Linked DNA regions of Homo sapiens: region 2 is linked to region 1. Evidence: read pairs that join two places in POLR2A ChIA-PET (ENCODE). Cell type or tissue: OCI-LY7. All regions are shown on one strand.

The links. Peaks named below come from ENCODE experiments on the same cell type or tissue, not always from the same donor. Only the 100,000 strongest peaks of a DNase experiment are listed, where the experiment ranks them.
Region 2: POLR2A ChIA-PET joins it to region 1 with 6 read pairs; 2 of 35 experiments call an interaction of 5 or more read pairs at or near these places.

What each region holds. Positions count from the first base shown.
Region 1 is chr1:198,533,948-198,538,947 of GRCh38, reverse strand. All of the region lies in intron 1 of ATP6V1G3 (ATPase H+ transporting V1 subunit G3), which reads left to right. Among named protein-coding and RNA genes, the nearest start is that of ATP6V1G3, 4.2 kb to the left of the region's middle. In OCI-LY7, no CTCF peak of the experiment used is centred here; DNase peaks (open chromatin) are centred at 3,117 and 3,857; H3K4me3 peaks cover 1,149 bases; H3K27ac peaks cover 1,380 bases.
Region 2 is chr1:197,397,640-197,402,639 of GRCh38, reverse strand. All of the region lies in intron 5 of CRB1 (crumbs cell polarity complex component 1), which reads right to left. Among named protein-coding and RNA genes, the nearest start is that of CRB1, 130 kb to the right of the region's middle. In OCI-LY7, CTCF peaks have their summits at 2,193 and 2,394 (motif pointing left); a DNase peak (open chromatin) is centred at 2,379.

The sequences.
Region 1 (5,000 bases):
TCCCTTTTTAAAAATTTCAGGGTTTTCTTTTCTTCTTCTTCTTTTTTTTTTTTTTTGAGACAGGGTCTGCTTCTGTTCCCAGGCTGAAATGCAGATGATCTGGGCTCCTTGCCACCTCCATCTCTCAGGCTCAAGCCATACCTCAGCCTCTAGAGTAGCTGGGACCACAGACACACGCCACCACACCCGGCCAATTTTTGTATTTTTGTAGAGACGGGGTTTCGCCATGTTGTTCAGCTGGTCTCAAACTCCTGAGCTCAAGAGATCCACCTGCCTCTGCCTCCCAAATTACTGCAATTACAGGAGTGAGCTACTGTGCCAGGCCTTTTTAAAAACTTCTTTAACAATATTTAAAACTTTCAGAACAGAAGACCAGATAATTTAAAGATGTGATAGTTATGTTGCCTTTGCTTTCTCATTATGGAGGATACAAAATGAAATATTGAGTATAGATTAATCAATATTATTGTATGACTCAAATAATTTTTACCAACTATTTCTCCTTTTTTCGAGTCATTAAAGAATAAAAGAATTGCTATACATGCAAGCTGTTTTGGGGTGGGAGCCGCTAAGGGCAACCTGGCTTCAAATTTCAGAATAAAGATAAAAGTCCAATTTCTTTTGCTTTTCTCTAGTGAATATGCTGTCCTTGGGCAATCTTTCCTCAGAATTCAGTATTGAAAAGTACATACTGTCTTATTTCTATACAAAAATGTTCATTTCATTTGCCAGTAACTTAAAATACCTGCATATTTTTTTCTTAATCTACCATGTCTTTGTTCATGAATATTCAAGGGGATATTCAACCAGTAATAGTAAATACCCAGGCTTTAAAGACATTCTGGAAAATATTTTGACTTTCAACAACTAACCTCTGCACTCAGTTTTATGGAGAATGTCAGCCTGTCCTCTTTGCCTCAGAAGCCACAGGCGTTGAGGTCAGTTTTAACTGGATAGAAACTGTTTTCTTAAAGCTATCAGCAGGTATTAAAGTTTATAGTTACAACAGCTTACTCACATAAGCGATCTATGGCAAAATAGAAATATTACCTTATATACCAGTATGTTATAACTTCCCTAATGTTTCAGTGGTTTTTGTTTCATTTATTTAATTCAATAAGTGTTTATTGGGTATCTACTAATTCCAGGCCACTTTGATGTTTACACTGATAAATAAGACCTAGTTCTTCCTTAAAGAACTTCCCAGTGAGATAAATGCACAAATGACTATTTTAAAAAGGGAAAGGAGGCATGATGACAGGAGAGGTAAAGATAGTTATCATTTTAGTAAACCCATATACTTTTGCTTTATTTTTTCATACAAAGATTCATTTGAAATTCTGACATATTAAGGCAGAATGATATTCAGAATGAGGACCAAGAAGTCACAATAGTGAACACCATTGTAGAAGGTCTATGGTCATTTTCTCTTTCTTAAATCCATTTATTTGCAAGACTCTCAGAAACTTGGGCATAAAGTGCTAGAACAAGACTCTTGAGTGTATTATTTTTAAGAAAAAGAAAGACAGGAAGAAGGAAGGGCGAGAAAGAGGGAAAGAGAAAGAAAACAGCAATTCACATGTTAATCATTTCAGGAAAATACAAGATTAATATGGTTATTTTTATATTATGCTGAAAAAATATTAATATATTCCATTAAGGAGAACAGCCTCAGATCCTGGTGCAGTTGCTACATGATACAGTATATGGTCTAAGTGTTTTGCCTTTAGGGATACTGATAAGGGATTATGAACCTGATGTATCAAGAACTCTCCAGAAGGCCACGCGGTCTATAGAAATTGAATATGCAAGTCTCTGCTCTCAAGACATCCACCAGCTACTGAGAGAGATGAAATCTGACAGGGACATGGGCAGGAATGTGGACAGGCTTCGGAAGTCAGACTGGGAAGTAGTAGAGTATAAAAGCATTGGCTTGAGTTGAAAACCTACAATTCTTAATGTCATTTAACATCTCCAAGTTTCAGACTTTCTTTCTGTAAATAAAAATAGAAGTTATAATACACGCACACACACACACATATGACCAAGAGGTTGTAAGAATCAGAAAAATATGTGTAAGATAGTAAAGCAAAATACACACTAGAGTTATTTTTATTTTTAATATATGTCATGTATTTTTGTATGTTACTGTAAGTAATAATGATAGAAGAATGATATAGACTAGAATGATCTCATTCCATTTGTTTTTACCCCTGCTGTAAGTTCTGCATCTACTTTTCCTAAAACGAAGAGACTGGGACTGCTTCTGGTAAGATGACTAGAAATGTTCAGATACTTTCCTGTATTCACTGATTACAGGTTATATTTATTAGTTAAAGCTCTCACTCATTTTTATGTGCAAAACTGCCTTACTATTTTGGTTGAATTTAGATGAAATCACAGTAGTTTGCACTACTTTAAATTATCTTACCTAGATTCAATGCTCTTTACTTAATAAATTGTTCATTAATCAAAACATAAAAGTGGGTGTGTTGGTCCAAGACAAGTTACCTAAACATCAGAGATCTGCCATGGAGCTCCAGGTTTGGGGTATTGAACTGAAACTTCAATCAGAATTAGATTAGAAATTCAAAGTACCATTATCAACAGGAGGAACAGAGACTTGTGTTTCTCTGAAATATGTTGCATTTTTACTTTTAGTCATGACCTTTTTTAAGAGAAGTATTTACTTCACTTACACCCATTGCAAACTTTTAAAACCCTATAGCTCTGCATTAACATTGTTCTGAAATACTCAAATGCATGCAATTCAACATCACATAAAGAACTCATATTCCCAAATCATTTCTGAACATACATGGCATACTCTCCTAGAAATAAACACTCAATTTATTTACTTTGGAAGCTGCAGAAAGTAGCATTTGTGCTTAACTAAAAATTACAAATTGCATTACAGGATATAGATTGAAAGAAATAGCAAAAAAAAATGTAAATTTTCTAATCTGGATATGAGAAAAATGGAACAAATAGCTATATTAAAAATGTCTAAAAGCTACAGACAATTGTAATACAAGTGAAGAACACACTGCTCTAGCTTTCTCCCAAAATAGTATGGTCAGTACTCACCCCCTACAGCTGCTCTGCCTGGATGCCAGTCTAACTTCTGCTTCTTATTAGCTGTGTGACCTTGGGTGGGTTACCTCTTAACCTTGCTGTGCCTGTTTCCTCAGCCTCAAAATGGAGATACTAACAGTACCTACCTCATGGAGTTGTCATGATTAACTGAGTTAACTCTTATAAAAGACTTAAAACACCACTTGGCATATAGAAGGTGCTCAAGAAATTTTAGCTGTTAATATTATTTTAATATCCAATAAAAAGAATTTTGTTGCAAAAACAGCAAAAAAGTCCTGGAGATTTCTTAAGCATGGTCCACTATGAGGCAAAATACATACTTAAGAAAATATTTCTGCATTCTAGATAATACATCAGATAATACTGTAATTCAGATTTATTTTTGTGAGTCTATAGGATGCCAACCATCAATAATTTTTTTAAATCAGCAAATTTCCTATTTGCTTCCAAATATGCATATATTCTGAATTATTTAAACAAGCACCTCAATTTAATAAATTCTTCACTATGCAAGTGGATGTTTTTGTTCATAAAGACAAGACTTTTAATAAACTAATAAAATAAAAGTTGTTATATAAGAATTTCATGGCCCTGTCTTGCATGTTTTGTAGGCTTGTAAATACTTCCTCTTCCTTTATAGTCCACAGACTAACAGGGTATTTGTAAGTGTATTGGGCTTTCATTTCTTCAGGTGGGTAATATTAAAATAATAACCACAGAGCATTTTCATCTATTAATAGCATTTGGTTATATTCAGTCCAGGAGCTACACAAAACTATTTATTGTATTTTTAATAAGGAAAATACAAGTAGAAGAAAAGCAAAAGAAAACATTCAGGAAGCAGAGATCTGACAGGAAATAAATTTAGTGTAAGAGAAGCTCTAGCAGTGACAGTCACCAAAGGAGAGGCTGCCTCTTTGTTTTTCTGGTGACATTTCTTTCCCAATGTTTGTAGTCACTGGGAAAAATAATAGCATTCTTTGAATCAGGTTGGTTTTATCACAATATTGACAATCGCCCAAAGCCAAGAAGTTTTGTTTGGTTTGGTTTTGCTTTGTTTTCTGAGTGGTAGAATAGATCAAAAGTTGTTATTACTAACAGAAATCTTCAAACATTACCAAAGTACCCTTTGTTTATACAGCAAATAAAAATGGCTTCTGAACTGTTTATGCATATTTTTGTCAGGTGGCACATTCATTTCAATACCTACTATTTTCACCACACTAGGGTATCTGGCTTTGTCTCCAATGCTCAACTAGCATTGTTTTCTCTATGCTCCTTGCTGATTCTCTGCATTTGTTTCCTAGAGACGCTGTAACAAATTACCATATACTAGGTGGCTTTAAACAGAAATTGATTATCTCACCATTCTGGAGGCCAGAAGTCCAAACAGAAGGTGCCAGCAGGGTTGGATCCTTCTGGAAGCACCGAGGGAGAAACCCCCATGCCTCCTTCCTGGTCACTGGTGGTAGCCAGCCATCCTTGGCACTCCTTGTCTCGCAGCTGCATCATTTTAATGTATACCTCCATCAATACATGGCCTTCCTCCCTGTGTGTCTGCTCTGACTCTGTGCCTCTGTATTCAAATTTCCCTTATAAGAGAACCAGTTGTTGGATTTAGGACCTGTCTTAATCCCTTATACCTCATTTTAACCTGATTACATCTGCAAAGACCCTATTTCCAAGTAAGGTTACATCAGAGGTACCAGGAGTTAGGACTCCAACATATGTTTTCGGGGGGCACAATTAAATCCTCTAGCTGTCAAATCCACTTGACCACCTTGAGCCCTTATTTTATTTTCTTTGTTCCCCTTTGTTGGTTAAAACTTCTCAGAGAAGTTGCCTATGTTCCCTGTGTCTACAATGTTTCATTCCATTTTCTATTGAACACTTCTTCCTATAAC
Region 2 (5,000 bases), 1.1 Mb after region 1:
CTTAAAATTTCAAATGTAACTGAGAGAGAAATCAAAATACTTTGAAGTGGATTAACAATAAAAGACAGCTGACCTATTTTTCTTGTTGAATAAGACAGGAGACAGCATATTAAAATGGATGACTATCTTTTAGTCAACATTAATTTTAAACGACATACATCTAAATAATGATGAAATAATTAACTGTGATTGGATAAAGAAAATGTGGTACATATACACCATGGAATACTATGCAGCCATAAAAAAGAACAAGGTAATGTCTTTTGTGAGAACATGGATGGAGCAGGAGGCCATTGTCCTTAGGAAACTAATGCAGGAACAGAAAACCAAATACTGCATGTTCTCACATATAAGTGAGAGCTAAATGATGAGAACTCATGAACGCAAAGAAGGGAACAACAGACACTGAGGACTCCTTGGGGATGGAGGGTAAGTTGAGGGAGAGGAGCAGAAAAAAATAACTAAATAACTATTGAGTACTAGGCTTAGCACCTGCATGACAAAATAATCTGTGCGACAAACTCCTGTGACACGAGTTTAACTGTATAACAAACCTGCACATGTACTCCTAATCCCAAAATAAAAGTTAAAAAGAAAACAAAACAAAAAGAAGAAAAACAATAATAAAAATTAACTGTGGATACAAGGAAAACATAAAAATATTAATTTATATTAAAATATTTTAAAAGACATAAAAATAAACAAATTTAAAAGATACAAATAAATGCCAAAAGAATATCAAAATAATAGAATTAAAGTTAAAACATTTTGAATATAAAAGACTGAGACCCTGAAATTCTGTGCACAGAGAAACTGTCATTCAAATTTGTAGATAACAGAAAGAGATACTACTTATGATAAGTGCATAGCCTAAAAATACTTAAAGATAAACTTCATGTGACTAAGGGAAAAATTATAATATCATTGGGAAGAATATTAGTTAAATAGCATAAAATAGTACATTATCAAATATTAGTGGGCAGATTATTAAAGAACTGGTCATAAACATTAAAACCAGTTCAATTTGAAAGTATGGCTAAATCATTTTGCAAAACAGAAGACACAAAATACGACAAATTGTTCAAGGTTATTCTTCAAAAATAAATTTCCAAAATGTTAAAATAATAATTGGATGACAACAATTTGTTCCCAAGCTCATGATTATGTTAGCAAAGACCATGCTATCATGGAAAAGATGAAATTTTATTTAAAACATGCTAAATTCTTTGTCTTACATAGTGGGCAATCAAAACAATATGATTTCACTTTGACCTTGGTAATTAGAGGAGAATAGATTAAAACATTTAAAAAATGTTTTTAAGTTTAAAAGTAGCCTAATGAAAACAAAATATGGAAATTCCAGAACACTGGTGGAGATAAACATCAACAAAATAATATACAAAAAATACAAAAATTATTTTTAAAACACCAATTTAAAAAAACCCACACTCTACAATAACAGAAAATGAGAAGGTAGGAGCAAGGCACTACAAATGGTATAATAATAGCTATATATATGCTTAAACACAGCAGTAAAAGGCAAGGACTCAAAAATTGTATTACAAAAAGGAAGTTTAAAGATATTGTGAGGTAGCAATTTATTCGGATACAAAACTATATATAATATAATTTCAATTTCTCTGTGTATATGTATGTGTGTGTTGGGGAAGGGAAGAATAGAGAAAAACAGAGAGGAAAAGAAGGGAAGGAAAGCAGAATAGATATACTAAAGTATTTTTAGGTGTGCGATTAGAATTTTTAACTTCCTTTATTTCTTTTCTATATTTTCCAAATTTTCTACAATGAATATGTTTTACTTTAATTTAGAAAAAGATAACAGACATATTTCAAAACAGAAACACAAAAGCTTTTAAGTCTTTAAGAGTCAAAAGGAAACTTAAATCAGGGCTGGATAGTATCTGAGTGAGAAACCTTAAATCAGGGCTGGATAGTATCCGAGTGAGAAACCTTGTACATCAAAGTGAGGAGAGGAGTTTCTGTTTATTTTGTTTGCACATTTTATAATTTACTCTGGAAGGAAGAAGCAGGATAGGTTTTGTAAGAGTTCCAGAGATACAAAAGAGATTTAGTTAGGAGTGTATAGTTTCTGTTTTTAAAATGTGTCTTTGTGTATTACATCATCATCATCATCATCAAAAAAAAAAAAATGCTCTTTTACTTCTGGTTCTGCTACTCTAGAGGCCAAGATGGGAGGATTGCTGGAGCCTAGGATGTCGAGGCTGCAGGCTGCAGTGAGCCAAGATTGCGCCACTGCTCTCCAGCCTGGGTGACAGAGCAAGACCTTATCTGTTTTAAAAAAAAAAAAAAAAAAAAAGCTCTTACATTCAAAATCTCTGACCCTACTTTTATGGCACAATGCTGTGAAGGATGCACCACCATCTAGTGGTTACTCCGGTTAATTGCAGAACAATTGATTGATGGATGAGTTCATTTATCCATTGGACATAAATAGCTGTTTGAGCACTTGCCATGTATAATATTAGGCATCTAGTGAATCTTTTGGTTTTATTGACTTGGTCCTCACATGTAGTAGGCAGAGTTCTATATGACTCTATAGCTCCCAATGATCCCCATGTCCAGGCATTCACATCCTTGGATAAGCCCCTCCCCTTGAGTCTGGACTGGAACTAGCAACTTGCTTCTAATCAACAGAATATGGCAAAGGTCGTGAGATATCACTTCAGTGATTATGTAACAAAAGATCTTGACTTCCACCTTGCCAGAAGACTCTGTTTCATAATGACTGTGGTCAAACTGCCATTGTTAGAGAAGGCTCACTGCCACCAAGAAACTGAGATCCTCAGTCTAACCACCCTGAAGGAATTTGTACCTGCCAAAAACCACACACATGAACTTTGAAGTGGACTAATTCCCTGTTGAGCCATCAGAGGAGACCCCAGCCCTGGAGGACACTTTGATTGTAGCCATGTGAGAGACTCTGAAGCAGAGAATACAGCTAAGCCATTATCCACTGAAACTGTGAGATAATAAATGGACATTATTTTAAGTTGCAGAGTTTTGGGAAAATTTGTTATGCGGCAGTAGTTTACTAATACATGACAAAAACTTGATGAGGAAAGTAGCATTATAATCTCTATTTTATAGAAACCTAAACTCAAAGAGATTGAACGATTTAACCAAGCACACAGACTATGGCTAGCAGAGTCAAAATTCAAACTCATATCTACTTGATTTCTTACACCATGTTCTTTCCAACAGTGTAATGCTGCAACCCTATTTGACTATTTCCTATAAGCCAGGCACTGTAAAAAACACTCATGTTCCACAGATGAAAGACATCAAGGAGCTGACAATCTTTTGTGGGAAAATGACAACTAAACTAATCAACAGTTGCATTAAAGTACCCTAAATGCTACATTCATTAGAGTGTTATAAATGTGACATTAAAATGTCCAAAAATGTGCATCTAACAGCGTGGAGTTAGGGGATAAAGGTGGGCTTGAGGGAATGGGGCTAATCAAGGAAGATTTCCTCAAGTAGATGGCATCTGAATCATTTCATGGAGGATGAATTGGAAATAACAGATGAAGAAGGTGAGCATTGCAAGTGGAGAGAATAACATAGAGAAATACATGGAGACTTGAATCCTTCTTTACTTCTGAAAGAAATAGACAACTATTATACATATATATAGTCACATATATAGTCTATATCTGCATATTACACACACACACACACACACACACACACACACACACACACACAATCATTTCCTGACCCCAGCTCCTGGCAATCTATTATCTCTGTTGTCCTTGGGATTTTACCCCTTCCAGAATGTCATATAAATGGAAATATGTATATATAGTGCCTCTACTCCTTCCCTGGGATACAGATTGATTTCTTTAAATATCTTCCTGATAGGATTATCAAACTTATTATTTTCCAAGCTGAAATAATCACTTTATACCCAAACCTCTTCCTTTTCTTATGTTCGCTGACTTGCCGAATGACTCCACCATTATTCAGATTGTATAAATTGACCATAAATTTGACCATTCATCTAACAATTCTATTTCCCTGTCCTAGCTGTGTTCAATGTATTGCCAAGCCCTACTGATTCTTTCTTCTACATCTCTTTAATCTATCCTTATCTTCCAAAGCCCTACTATTTGGATATCCATCACTTCTCCATATCATCTCCCAACCTACCCGCCTTCCTTCAGTTTTGCCTTTTTCAAATTTATCTTCCAATTGATACAAAGGTAAATACCCTAAAATACAAAAGTGATGCCCTTGTTTACAATGCTCAACTTTACTTTAAAACAAACGAGTCATAAGTAAATAGAAAATGAGAAAGGTATTCTAAATATGGGAATCTAAGCAGCACCAATATTTAGGGGGTTGAGGAACTTTTCATCACGCTAAGAATGCATGATTAGGAGAGAGCAGCATTGTGGAAGAGAAAGGGAAAATATTTCAAAGGAGAAGTTATTGATTATGCTAAAAGTTGTGAGAAGTCATAAGAAGAACTGAGGATGAATTTTGCAATCAGAATGTTTTTGCTGACCTTAACAAAATGAGTTTTTTGTGCAGTGGTGGAGATAGAAACTGGATTACAGTAGGGTGAAGAGTGAGAAACTGGGGTTAGGATGGACATCTCAGAGGCAACAGAGGTCCAGGTCACTTCCACTTTTTTAAAGTTGAGTTTATTGATATGTAATTCACTTATAATTCATCATGTTAGGTGTACAAAGGTATACACTGTGCGACTACCACCACAATCGAGCTGTAGAACACTTCCTTCCCCTCCAAAACAGTTCTCAATGCTCTTTGTTTTCAATACCATGCCCTAATTCCAGCTCCCAGCAACACTCCATCTCTTCACTGTCCCTAGAATTTTACCCTTTCCAGATGCAATATGAATGGAGTCATACAATATATAGCCTTTTGAACCTTGCTACTTTCACTTAGAAAAATGATTTTGAGATTATTCTTTGTTGTTGCATGTGTTAATGGTT